Regions from separate parts of the Homo sapiens genome. Here regions 1 and 2 are each linked to region 3. A link is a contact called in ENCODE Hi-C or POLR2A ChIA-PET data. All regions are on one chromosome and are shown on one strand. The core of a region is the stretch at or near the end of the contact, and the rest is flanking DNA. Distances in the headings are between cores, read along the strand shown.

Region 1 (4,047 bases), core at 1,286-3,785, 350 kb after region 3:
CCCTTTTCAAGCACTTCTGAATTTGTAATGGATGAAAAAATACAAGCTAGTGTCTAAGTTCCACCAGTTGAATCCAGACTTTTCAAAAATCTAAGGTTTTATTCTAGCATGTGTTTAAAAAAAAAAAAGACAGCATTCATATACATATTCTCTCAAGTAACAAAAATACCTGTATTTTTATCGTTATCATTTCTTCCAACAATTAAGCAAATTTTTTGACCCTATTCTCCACTCAGTTAACATATTGACATCTAAGAGGAACCTGGCCATCAGTTTTCCACACATCATAATGCAACAGAGCCTCTGACTTATTTACAGACCAACCAGATCAATAAAGAAAAATAAACCATATAACCCCAAGTCACTGGAAATACAAGAAACAACTGGTATCTCTGAATTGTGTAAAAAATCACAAAAATTCTCTTTTTAAATCTTTCAATTAAATTATTTTTGTGACGAGTCAAAGAGTTTTCTGCTAAAATTTTACAGTACTGTTCACACAATAAATAAGATTCTCTTTCATCAGTGTAACTGATAGAACCACAATACAGTTCAGTTTCTAGGGTCAGATTACCTGACTTGCTTTTTATTTTACCTTTTAAAACACTTTAATTCATGCCGTTATTCCTCTCATTCCCTACAAAAAGAGATGTTCAATATGGGAGAATCATCTTCAGTTGAGACATCCTATAACTGCCTCCAACTCCACAGCAAAGCCCGCCAGCTGACCCCGGTCTCTCTGGGGAAGGGCTCGGTCACCAAGTCACCAAACACACCTTCCTCTGCAAAACTCGGAAGCCCCACACGACGACCTCGTCGAAACCTCCTACTTCCTGAATTCGATAACCCCAGAGATTCGTTTTCCGCAGGCAATCTTACCTTCATGATGACTCTGGGACCAAGGTATCCTCTAAAACACCAGGTTCAGCTGCACCTGGAGGGGAAACAAAAGACACCCAGTCAACACCACAGGAGCCCCTCTGCACTGGCGGAGGCGGAGGGAAAGAAGCGAGCGACGTCCGAACCCCGAAGAAAGAGCCGCAACCAGGCGCCAGCCCCCGAACCATCACACGCCGACTCGGGGCTCCCTCCGGCCCCGCCATCCCCGCAAACCCAACCACCTACACAGCTCGGCAGCTTCCCGTCCCCATTGTCGAGACCCGACGGAGTTTCCCGTCTACGACAATGACGCCATTTCTGTCAGAGAAGAAACTCACAACAAGCCCGGCGTCCGGCGCAGGGCCGGCCGCTCTCCCCTAGGGCCTCGGCGCCCGGCCGAGCGAATCCGCGCCCCCACGCGCCGCGTCCGAGCGAGAGGCCGGCCGGGGGCCACCGAGGGGCCAGGAGGGCCTGTGGGCCGCGGGCAGGACCGGCCCGCCACAGAGCCCCTGCCCACGTCCCGTTCCGGGCTCAGACCCGACAAGTGGGAGCGAGATCAACATCTGGCCCCGCCGCGGGGACAACGTGAGGGCCGAGGGCCCCGGAGGCGGAACGGCCCCCACCCTGCCCGGGCCCCCGACCGCGGCCGCTAAACCGCTGAGTGTGCGGCCGCCCAGCCAGGGGGCGGCTCGGACACAGCGGCTGCGGGGGGTGGGGGTTCCCGGGAGGCCGAGGCCCCGAATTCGGGCGCCGCAGGGACCACCACCGCGATCTTCCTCTGCTCCTTGGCCGGGCCCAGCGACTCCCAAAAGAACCCCCTTAGGAGACCACGAAAGCCCCAGAAAATATCCCTACCTTCCTCGGAGGCGAGATCTGACCCTGGCACGTCCAGAGTCCCCTCTCTCCTTCTCCCCCCCAAAACCAGCAGGCCCGGGGGAGAGATGGGGAAGAAGGGCGGCGGGTCCAGCGGCTGCTGAGGCAGAGGCTCCGGCTCCTCCTCCTCCCGCGGCGGCGACTGGTACCTTTGTTTGGCGGCCGCTCGGGCTCCCTGGTTGGGGGGAGGGGGACGACGAAAAATCCCCCCCGGACTGGAGGTCCGGGCCCCCAATCGCGCTGCCCTCCAGAGGACGGCGGCGATGGACCCTCTGCAGCTCCCTCCGGGCAAAGGTCCAGGCGGTGGCCGTGGCGGCGGCAAGATGAAGCTCAAGAGTCTCCCTCCGCTTCGGCGACCGAGCTCCTCACTCCGGACTCGACTGACGGGCAAACATCGCTTCCCCCCCACCGACTCTAGGTTCCCCCCCTTTCTCCCCTCCCCTAGATTTTTTTTCCCCCCCTCCCCTACCTCTTTCCCGGATGGCCTCTTAGACGACCTTGGATTGGTTAAAGTTCTTTAGAACCCGCCTATACACTGTTCCTATTGGTCCCTGGATACAAACAACGACGCCATTTTCCCACCAGTTCTATGGAAACAGAAAGTTACGCCTCAAGGCTTTCTGGGAAATAAAGTCCATACTCTGGGGCCAACGCGCAAATCCTCGTCCGCGAGAACTGCAAGGCCCGCAATGCCCTGCGCCTGCGTGGACCGGTGCGGGGGCGGGGGGGAGGTGAAAGGGGCGGGGCAACAAAGCAGTAGGGAGGCGGCAACGACGCCTGCGCAGTGTGACCGGGATGGCGCATTTTCTTGCACCAACTAATGCGGTGTCGCTGGCGGCTGAGGAGGGCGGAGAGTTCTGTGGTGAAATAGTGGGAAGGATTCATGTAGGCATCGGGAAGAGCCTAAGTCCACATTATAAAATAGGAAGTTGATGCGGGGTACAGTTACTCCCGGACCGGCGGCGTGAAAGTCGTGATATCATCGTTGAACTGTGAGCGGCAGTGGCGGCGGCTGGGGGGAACCCGGATGGGAAGAAGGGCGGGGGAGGCTGGGAGGCGGGGCAGAGGAAAGAAAGAAAGGAGAGTGAGGACCCGGATGCTGAACCGGATTGTGTATGAATTTTCCATCCCCTAGCTTTAAGCGAGGAGGGAGAGGAAGGGTTGGCCAAGTGGGGCGGAAGGGAGCATCTGAGCGAGGAGGAAGCAGAAACCTCACCGTTTCTTCCCCTCCGGACTCTGTGCTAGCACTGTATACGTTTGCAGTTCTCTGCCCAGCCGCTGTGGAAAATCGGCCTCGAAGTGATTGAAATTCCCTGTTTATATCAGGCGGCTTCTTTCAGATCCATCGTCTTTCTCCCGGAGTATGAATGGAAGGATTCAGTATGCGCTTCACATTTGTATGTCTCTGGCCATTCTCAAACCAGGCCCTTCCCTTTGAAAAGTCTTTTGCATGGGATGTTCACTTCTTAGACGCAAGGTTGTGTGCCCTGGTTTCATCGTCTAACGCGTTAGAAGGCGCTTTCATTTCTTCATGGGTGTTGAGCGCCGACCACTGGGGTGGCCTCTGCCTTCGTAGACCTGCGCCTGGTGAGACGGACAGATGCTGAACAAAACGATGTGAAATTACCGCAGTGGCAGTGCCCCAGAGGAGAGTTCCACGGTGATAGGAGAATGAGGGAATTTGGCTTCTTTAGGGAGGGAAAGGAAGGGTTTCTGAGCAAGTGAGGATCGAGCTGAGAGCTGAAGGGCTAGCAGGAGTTAACTAAGGAAAGAGAAAAGGAAAAGACATTCCAGACAAAAAGACTAACTTGTCAGAAAGCCCTGTGGCGGAAGGGAGCTTTTCCAATATGAAGAACTGAGCCTGGAGAGATGGGATGAGGGGGAGTGTCGAACCTTTTAGGCTTTGTAAAGGAGTTTTGGTTTTCTCCTAATAGCAATGGGATATCTTCCAAGGAATCTCAATCAAAAGGGAGAGATGGCTCCGATTGGAATGTCATCCCTGGCTGAAGAGTAGAGGAAGCGAAAAAAAGAAGAGTTAAAGAGGCAAATGCAGGGAACCCGACGAGGAGGCTATTGCCGTAGTAGTTCACATGGTGAAAAGAATGGAGCGTTTGTATTAATGATTATGGATTCACTCTTTGAACAAATTTCTGGCAGCTTTTTAGTTTTGAAAGTGAGAAGTTTCAGACTCTCACTGAGGTATTCTGTAGTTTTTTCACTCTAAAAGGAAACTAGTAGAGTTCATGTAACACACACTAATGCCTCTTTACATTTAACTTTAGTATGTGATAGCTG
Region 2 (4,087 bases), core at 1,167-3,666, 310 kb before region 3:
TGATTCCTTGGTTCTCCTATCTGCTCAACCCGTGACCACCTCTCCACCACAGCAAATCCTGCTCGTCCTTCAAGACTCTGCCCAAGTCCTCTTAGGCCTCGCACACCATCCCTCTAGGCAAAAGGACTCCCCCTGTCCGACCCTAGAACACAGATTCAGCAGGGCATCATGGCTTGTGCTACCCAGGCTGGCTGGCTGAATCCCTCTGCCACCGTACTTCAGGAAGAAAGGGAGAAAACAAATTTACTGAGGACCTCCTATGTGTCAGGTACCCAGCCGAGCATTTTTATAAATGTTCTCTCACTCCTTACCAGGTGGGTACTGGCATTTTCATTTTGACAGCTGGGAACACAGAGAATAAATAACTTGTTGAAGTAACTCAGCTGAGAAGTGATAGGACCAGAATATAAGCCTGGAAAGGACACGGGAAGGATATAAAACTAAAAAATCAGGAGATCTCCAATTTAATTAACCTTTCTGAATCTCATTTTTTTTTTTCTCATTAACGGAAATGGCTAACAACACCTACCTCATGGAAATGTGCAAATTAACTGAGGACATTATTTTGAAAGGCTTTATCAGCTGTGGAGGTTTCTTTTCTCTTGGTGCCTAGCACACTCCAATGCTTAATAAATATTTGTTACTAGATTGATTTCTACGTCTTCTCTTAAAAGCTGCACTATCTGTTAGTCTCCCATGCCACGTCTCCCTGCTCTTAGCTGGTTACGATAATATTCGTGTACCCAACTTTGAAAAAGAAATCATGCCATGATTTGCTGAGAACCATTTCCAGGTCCAGCATGATGAGAGAGTCAACACTTACCTGCACACATTTGCAAATATTGCGTAATGTGCTCAGGAGAGAGAATTCCTCCCAGTATTTTTGTAACCTGTGTTCGGTGGTGCTAACTAATTCTAATGTGTAACATCAGTTTGCTTCTCCCCCTTGAAAGATAGCAACTGTCAATAATCATCACCGTGTCTCCCACTTGCAGAGCTCACTTAAACCGTCTAAAAACCCTTGATAGGGAGTGATATCAGCCTTTTCCCTCTGGACCAAGCTACCTAAGGAAAGCAGTATTGGTCTCATGCTAAGTCATTTGTTTTTGCTAAGAGTTTTATTGTTCCTTCACACGATAGTGATAACTGAGTTTTGGCTTCTAACTTATCTTTCCATGCCTTCTGAGTATTTGCACACTATATTTGGCATATTTCATGGTCTGTGCTTCTGTTCTTTATTTCGATTTTCAGTTTCCTCCTTCGCCCCTCCTTCTTTCCATGATTACCCAGCTGAGCTCCATGCAAACATGTCTTCTCTATTTATTCACATCACAATATCATTTTGACCCTCAGCTTTCCTATTTCATGTTTCAGAAATTTCCCCAAACAGTACTCCCTTGCCCTGGTGTAATTAGAGCTCCTATCTCTGAACCTCTAGAGTTACAACTTGCCCTGATCCACAGTTTCTTTCCTGCTTGTGAATTTCCTTTCCTCTAAGTAGTAAAATTAGTAACTCTTTGCATTTCTTAATTGTAGTTTCAACAGCTTGGATTCTTTTTGTAGGAAACTTGCTTACTCTTTGGAGCTCCTTTTCCACCACAACTAGGCCGTACAAAACCAAAGTTATTTTTAAGATGGAGTGGTCCTCAAAAATAGGCACCAACCAGTGCTTTTGTACATAAAGTCAATAACTTCTAGATATAGATTTTCTTTCTCTACCATACGCCCCTGCTCTATACAATTACCCAGTGATCAAAACAGAAACCTTAGCCAAACAAACGCATCCTATGGTGTGCAATGCTTTTCCTTTCTTATCCAATATACAAGGCTTTTTCACTCTGCCTAGTTCAACTCTTCATAAATATTAATCGGTCCCATTGATTCATCTTTCCATTTTACAGCCATTAATAGACACCTCTCTGGATGGACATCACATAGTTTATCCACTTTAACCAGGCTGATCGATTCTCTTTTCTGAAGAACGCTTGCTTTAGAGAAGTCAGGGAAACCAATTTCTCTTCTTGTTTTCTTTTACCAGTCTTCTGAAGAAGAGCCAAAGGTGAGAGGCGCTCTAACCCATGAGGCTTTTTTTTCCCCTTCCTTTCTGTCCTCACTCACAGCACCTCTTTCTTTGCCCCAAAGCGCTCCCGCCACATCTGTGCCCCAATACCACTTGTTACTTAGCATCCATGCTGGCTGGCTGCCGTGGCCACACTTACAGGTGGTGTGGGTGGGCACTGTTCTCGGTCCACACATCCTCCCCAAGAACCCTGTTGAATGGAGATGTGACAGGGCCAGGGGTCACTTAAAGATTGTTCACAGGCTGCTAACAGGCTGGGGGAACAGTGGGTCCAAGTCAGAGCTGCTCTTGCCGTGGGTGATGGCTGGTCTTCTTTGGTTAAGCTGACCCAGCACTGCTCAGCCAAGTCTCTCATGGTCAAGTGTTATTTCTTCCAGGTAGTGGCCCAAACAAACATTCTTGGAAGGCCACTTTCCTTTGTTAACTTTATTAACAGATAAGTCTCTAGTACGAAAGAGTTCTGGGGCCACCTGAGGCATAGGGACAGTTTCTGTGCTGCTTGAGAATAATCCCTTTGGGAGATCATTCGCTTAGCGGCCAGAGACTTGTGTGAGCCTGAGAGGTAATTAGGTTATAGGTGCCGAGCAGATCCACTTGTACCAGCTGTTCTGGAAGAGAAAGCAGATGTGTGAATGGAAGAAAGAGATGCATTCGAGGTTACAGAATGAAGGTCAGCGGGAAAGATGAGAATTCAGGATTCTCACTGATAGTTAGAGGTTTGTTGGTTTTTAATTCCCAGAAGAATCATGAAGAATGGATAGTAATAATAATACTTGACCCATGCACACTCTTTTATATACTAGACACTGTTCTAGTGGTTTAAATGTATTCACTTATTTGATCTTCATACCACCCATAAAAGTCCCCATTTAATAGATGAGGGAAAAGGACACCCACAAGTTCAGTAAGGTGGCCAGGGTCACACAGGGAGAAGGATGTAGGACCAGGACTCAAACCCTGGCAGTCGGGACCCATAGCCTTAACTGTGTGTGTGCGCACGTGTGTGTGAGAGAAAGAGACAGTGGGGTATGTTTCAAAGACAGACATGGAGGTGGTGCTATGCATATGGTTCATATGAGTCCCCTCCAAAGACTATTTCCAGACTAAATAGTGGCTCCAAAAGCTGACATTTACTGAGCGCCTATTAAATCTTCTCGAATTCTTACAATAATTCAGCAAGAATTTTCAGTTTTGAGGTGAGAAAACAGAGATTCAGAGAAGCGAAGCGAATTGGCCAAGATTACCCAGATAGTAAGGCAGATGGCGGACCAAGACTTGAGTCCAGAGGCCAAGCTCTTTGTGGCCCACCTTGTCTGGAGAGGGCCCCCTCACCTTGTCAAGTGTATGAGTCAATCAGACTATGAAGTAGCTCACAGAACTCTTTCATAAATTTGTTTGCATTTTCATTACACATATTATCCAAAAGAATCTTGTATCCTATGTCATCTGGCTGATAAATTTCTGATCTCACTCTATGGATCACTGGAAGAAGAGAATGGACTCCTCCTTGCTGATCATTTTTATGTGGAATATCAAACCAATGTTGTGGATTCATTGACATGCATATACTTCAGAACTAAAGAGAGAGCACAGTGATAGTCCCTGAATGCTTGCCCTAAGGAAGGAGCTTCCCCAAAATACAAGGCAAGAAGATGCTACACGGGTCTTTCCACTCCACAATTTCACTTAGGATCTGATTGTTTTTGCATTTTCCCTTTCGAAGAATTTTGTAACTAGCCAGAAGGTAAGAATGTCACCTCCGTCCTAATCTGGACATGAGCTAGGATCTAAACTTAATGGGCAAACTCATGTGTGGCTTCGGGCAGCATCATTTTGCATGGGGTTTTGTCTGAAGGTGGATGAAGATGCAGGTAGCTGAGGGGGACACTAACATGGGGAGGCCAGTGTGGTGTCTGTTTGAAACTGGTCTGTAGCCCAGCATGGTCCCCAGGCCAGAGGATCTGCAGGCAAGACTGTAGGTGCTGATTTATGAGGGGCTCCGGGAGA
Region 3 (4,307 bases), core at 1,686-4,185:
TGAGGTAGGAGAATCACTTGAACGCTTGAACCCGGGAGGCAGAGGTTGCAGTAAGCTGAGATCACGCCACTGCACTCCAGCCTGGATAACAGAGCGAGGCTCTGTATCAAAAATTAAGTAAATAAATAAATAAAGACCTTATCACCAAATAAGGTCACATTCTGAGGTCCTGGGGGTTAGATATTCAACCACAACAAAAGCAGAGCAGGAAGAGATGTAAACAAATGTGCAGAGCCCTGGCAGAAGCTTGGCACTGTGCCAGGCAGGAGAGAGAAAAAGTGGGAGAGACATTATCTCAACGTGATTGAATGATGAAATGATAGCCCTGGTGAGTGAGTGAATAGGTGGATGGATCAATCATGAATGAATTGAATGAACATCAAAACTGCTCCCCGAATCCAGAGGACTCAACAAACTCCAGGCATACCAAGTCCAGAAGCCGAGTCCAGAGCTGACAGCCTATTCCCATCTCTATCTCCCACGGAGCTGCAGAGATCATTAGGGAACTAACGTGGCCACTGCTTCATGCCCACAGAGGCCCACCAGCTCTTTCCTAGAGCAGAACCACCGTGCAGAGAGGTGAGGCACTCCCAGATGAAATCCAGGCCTTCCCCATCTGTGAGCCCTTTCCCAAAGTGGGCTCACAGCAGCCCACAGTCACAAAGCAGAACTGAAACCCCCTACAGGCAGCATCTCAGGTCAGCTGTGCGGACAGCGCTACCTGCCACAGGCCACACCAGCTGCAGTGCGGTGACGGGTGGTGTTCTATGCCTGGGATAGTGTCACCCTGCCAAATGAGAGTGAAAGTCTCCACATCCTCCACGCCATCCCCTCAAAACACTCCCGGTGCCCGAAACTGTACCCCTAAGTAAGGAAGCCAAATTAGAGGAACAGAGAGGGAACATGCCCCTGAGCTTTCTCATCAGTGCATTCTTCCACGCACTGCAGATAATTCAGCTACGTCACTCAATTATGATTGTCTGTGCTGTGAGTGTTTACTTAATCAATCTTCAAAGAGCTTTCCAGATGGGTGTTTTGGTGACTAAATCAAGGTCAGAGTTCCTCCTGCAATCAAGCAGAGGCAGCAGGGGGCAGGCCCAGCTGACAGTCATCTGATCTCCGCAGCTGTGCACAAACTTTGAACCAGTCCAGTGTCTCTTTCAGGCTCCCCATGAACCCCAGTCCTTAGTCCACTCCTGAATTGCAACAACACACAACACAAATGCACACAGCGATGCCTCCCTTTCTTGGATGACTCTTTTATATCATGTTCCTGCACATTCTCCCTCCAGTCCAAACATAAGCAAGTTGCACAGCGTATCCATGAATCTTTCCTTTATTACAGAATCTGCACTCCAAAAGCACTGGCTTGGTATTTCCTCTGCCCCGGTAGGGATTTTTATGGGGTTTTTATTTGGTTTCATTTTTGCCATGCTTCTGAGAATGGTTCTTTTGTTCTTCCTTCACTCACCGCTTAGATCCTCCAAGGCATTCCACTCAGAAAATCACACGGCTGCTGCCCCCACTCCAAAAAAAGGGAGCTGAGAAAAACCCCCATTTTCCTATGGATTTTCAAGCCAAAAAACAATGGGCTCTGTGGACAGATGTCACCCCTCCCCCAGGCCATGCCCCTCACTGCCAGGCAGGGGAAGCAGAGGCGAAGGAGGAGGGCCCACTGCGCCCTAGGACTTGGGAATAGCTCTCAGCACCACGGTGGTGGGCTCCATTGTATGTCTTCCAGGACAGGGGCCCCTTCTTCTGGAAAGTACCCCCTCCCTAGCACAAATCAGAGTCCAGATGTGAGCAGGCATCAGTTCAGCTCTTCCCAAGCCGCAGTGTTTGAGCCAATGATGGTCACCTGGCCCCAGTGAAGGCCGTGAAGGCCCCTCTCTGTCCCTTTCTGGCAGTGAAGTCATGAGGTACAATAAGCAAAAGCTGCCATCGTGCACATTACCTGCCATAGAGAGGAAGCTTAGCAAAGAGATTTAGATCAGTATTCAGAGGAAGTTGAGGCGTGAGAAAAGAGAGAGCACGTGGCAGTGTTGGCTCCCAGTTGCAGGTGTCCAGGGTCACACAAAGCCCCCTTTTAAAAGCCCAGGCTGGTTTGACTTGCATTTCTCTCTCTAGAAGCTCTCAAGTCCTTGTTGAATATGGCAGTGACTGGATGCTGGCCATCCTACCTGAACTAGACCAGCCGAGCCTCTGCTCTGGCCAAGCAAATGGGAGGAGATGGAGGGAGAAAAGAGGAAATGGGAGAGACTGGGCCGGAAGAAGAACCCCTGTCCAAGGTGATGGAGGGCGTCGGAACACAGAACACCTGTAGCAGTTTTGCAGAGGGCTTCCAATTCTTTATCAAGCCTGCACCCGACTCTTAGGTTATACAGTCTTAGGCACAAGCAATTATCTGAATAATTGGAGTGTTTCTTAGAAGAGGTTTTAGGTGTCAGCAGCGATGTCTGTTCAGACGGCACACTAGTGACAGATCCTTGGAAAACTCCATGCTCTAGAAGAAAAAGCCAATCCTGACTTTTCACTTCGGAATGTCTCAGCTCCCCACCTGACCCTCTCCTATCGTATCATTGGCTAAATAGACAAAGGGACCACAAGAAAACTACCTCCTCCTTCAACTGCCTCCTCCATCAGTCTAGCGCCTGCCTAGGTGGAGCCCCTGAGAACTATGCTGCTCCCCCAAATGCAACTCCCACAAAGGAGGGAGCTCTTGAGGCAGGCACAGATCCAGGATTTGCCTCGGCTCTCTATGTCACTAGCCTCTCTCAGCTGAAACCACAGGAAGGCCTCAGGTCAGAAGGCTTACCCAATGTGAAGCAAGGTCATAGGGTCCAGCTGAGCCCCCTCACTCATCCAAAGGGGTCAAGGGAGGGCCAGCGGCTACAAGGGGTCAGAGCCTCAGGTTTGACTCCAAGTTCAAAGAATCTAGCTAAAGCCACACTGTGCCCCCTGGCACCACCCTCAGAAACAGATCCAATCCTGAGTCAGAGAGGAAGCAGACACTCACTGAATCACGCATCCACTTCCTCCTACCCACAGCCGCTCAGCCAAGACCAGCAGCCGCTTCCAAGGGACAAATTAGTGACTGACACTCGGAAAAGTTGATGCTGTAAAGGAGAGCAAGCAGGGCGCCACGCACGCGGTGTGAACCACCAGGACCGAGTTTACTGTGGCTCCCCACCCCCTGCATTTTTCAGAGTAAAACTGCACATTTTGTAACAGCCCCTATCCTGTCCTGCACTGACCTTGGCTGTGTTATTTTTCACTTCCCTGTTCAGAACACAGCCACACTTTCCAAATGCCATGAATCATCACCACCGAGCAACGGCCATTTAGCAAGGCAGGAAACCACTGCGCACCAGGCCTGGAAGGAGTAGCTCCCTGCAGTGGGCCTCTCCCACCCTGGCTGTTCGTCGTGGCAAGAGTCCACCACGGAGGCTGGCAGGGCAGAGTTGCCACCCCATGTTCTCAGTTTCTCCACCATCGTCCCTGGGGGCTTCCAGTTCCCCCTTGCACTAGGTCACAGGCAGCGTTAGCCATCTTCTGACTTTCCCGAAGCCTCTCTTGGTTGCATTGGCTGAAATGAAGCTGTCACCTTCCAATCTCGGAAGGGAGAGAAATTCTTGGTGACATTGGCTGAAGTGAAGCTGTCATCTTCCTATCCCAGAAAGGAAAGAAATGGGGAGACCCATTCGAGACCAAGGGAGGCCAGGCGCCATGGCTCACGCCTGTAATCCCAGCACTTACGGAGGCCGAGGCAGGCAGATCGCTTGAGTCCAGGAGTTCGAGACCAGCCTGGGCAACATGGTGAAACCCCGTCTCTACTAAAAATACAAAAATTACCCAGGCTTGGTGGTACATGCCTTTAGTCCCATTTACTTGTGGGGCCGAAGCAAGAAGATCCCTTGAGCCAGGGAGGTCAGGTAGATTAGATCAGGTGGATCTTGCACAGACATCAACAAGACATGGGACGTGCATTCTGCCTGCAAGTGGCCTTGCAGTTATAGGCAAATGTCATCCTGTCATCCTTTATGACCAGAGCCATGCAGGCTTCTAGATGCCATTCAACCAGTTCCTGAAAGTAGTCACCGGTGAGTCCATAAATCAATCAATCAACAAAATATTATTACCCTCAAATGGTTATCAAACTGTTCTGTGCTAGGCACCTGGCACCATGGCTCTCTGAATAACATATGTCTGCCTTCATGCCAGCCTTAGTTCCTCATGTAGTAATGATATCCTCATATGAAGTCATTATTTTTGCCTCTATTTAACCATAAACAGTACCATTCAAAAGT

What was found. A loop is a pair of places that touch in the nucleus more often than their neighbours do. ChIA-PET counts read pairs that join two places held with the same protein, here RNA polymerase II (POLR2A). Pooled maps may share reads with other maps.
Region 1: a map of chondrocyte shows a loop between it and region 3 (3-fold over the local background). The contact joins the promoter of GGPS1 here to the promoter of LINC03108 in region 3. A Hi-C loop is called at or near these places in 1 of 168 maps with a recorded cell type or tissue (chondrocyte), 8 of 37 single-sample maps with no recorded cell type and 9 of 50 pooled maps. POLR2A ChIA-PET finds 5 or more read pairs at or near these places in 1 of 52 experiments (BJ).
Region 2: a loop to region 3 is called in a pooled map, with 2.4 times the contacts of the local background. The contact joins the enhancer-like site here to the promoter of LINC03108 in region 3. A Hi-C loop is called at or near these places in 2 of 37 single-sample maps with no recorded cell type and 2 of 50 pooled maps. POLR2A ChIA-PET finds 5 or more read pairs at or near these places in 2 of 52 experiments (OCI-LY7 and PC-3).

What each region holds. Positions count from the first base shown.
Region 1 is chr1:235,326,035-235,330,081 of GRCh38, forward strand. GGPS1 (geranylgeranyl diphosphate synthase 1) reads left to right here and starts at 2,536. Exons shown (of 4, transcript NM_004837.4): 1 at 2,536-2,744. It overlaps ARID4B (AT-rich interaction domain 4B), which reads right to left and starts at 2,145. Exons shown (of 24, transcript NM_016374.6): 1 at 1,735-2,145; 2 at 880-934. The coding sequence starts at 885. RefSeq lists enhancers at 826-1,015, 1,034-1,559, 2,296-2,355, 2,596-2,685, 3,186-3,335 and silencers at 1,266-1,355, 1,366-1,595, 1,766-1,815.
Region 2 is chr1:234,670,303-234,674,389 of GRCh38, forward strand. It overlaps LOC124904555 (a long non-coding RNA gene), which reads right to left. Exons shown (of 2, transcript XR_007066952.1): 2 at 1,100-2,688. Among named protein-coding and RNA genes, the nearest start is that of LINC00184, 43 kb to the left of the region's middle. Within about 2 kb of position 2,417, at least 3 of the 41 ENCODE cell types and tissues checked have a DNase peak (open chromatin) inside an H3K27ac peak, as active enhancers do.
Region 3 is chr1:234,977,841-234,982,147 of GRCh38, forward strand. It overlaps LINC03108 (long intergenic non-protein coding RNA 3108), which reads right to left and starts at 2,936. Exons shown (of 2, transcript NR_186308.1): 1 at 2,816-2,936; 2 at 1-2,503. RefSeq lists an enhancer at 1,695-2,198.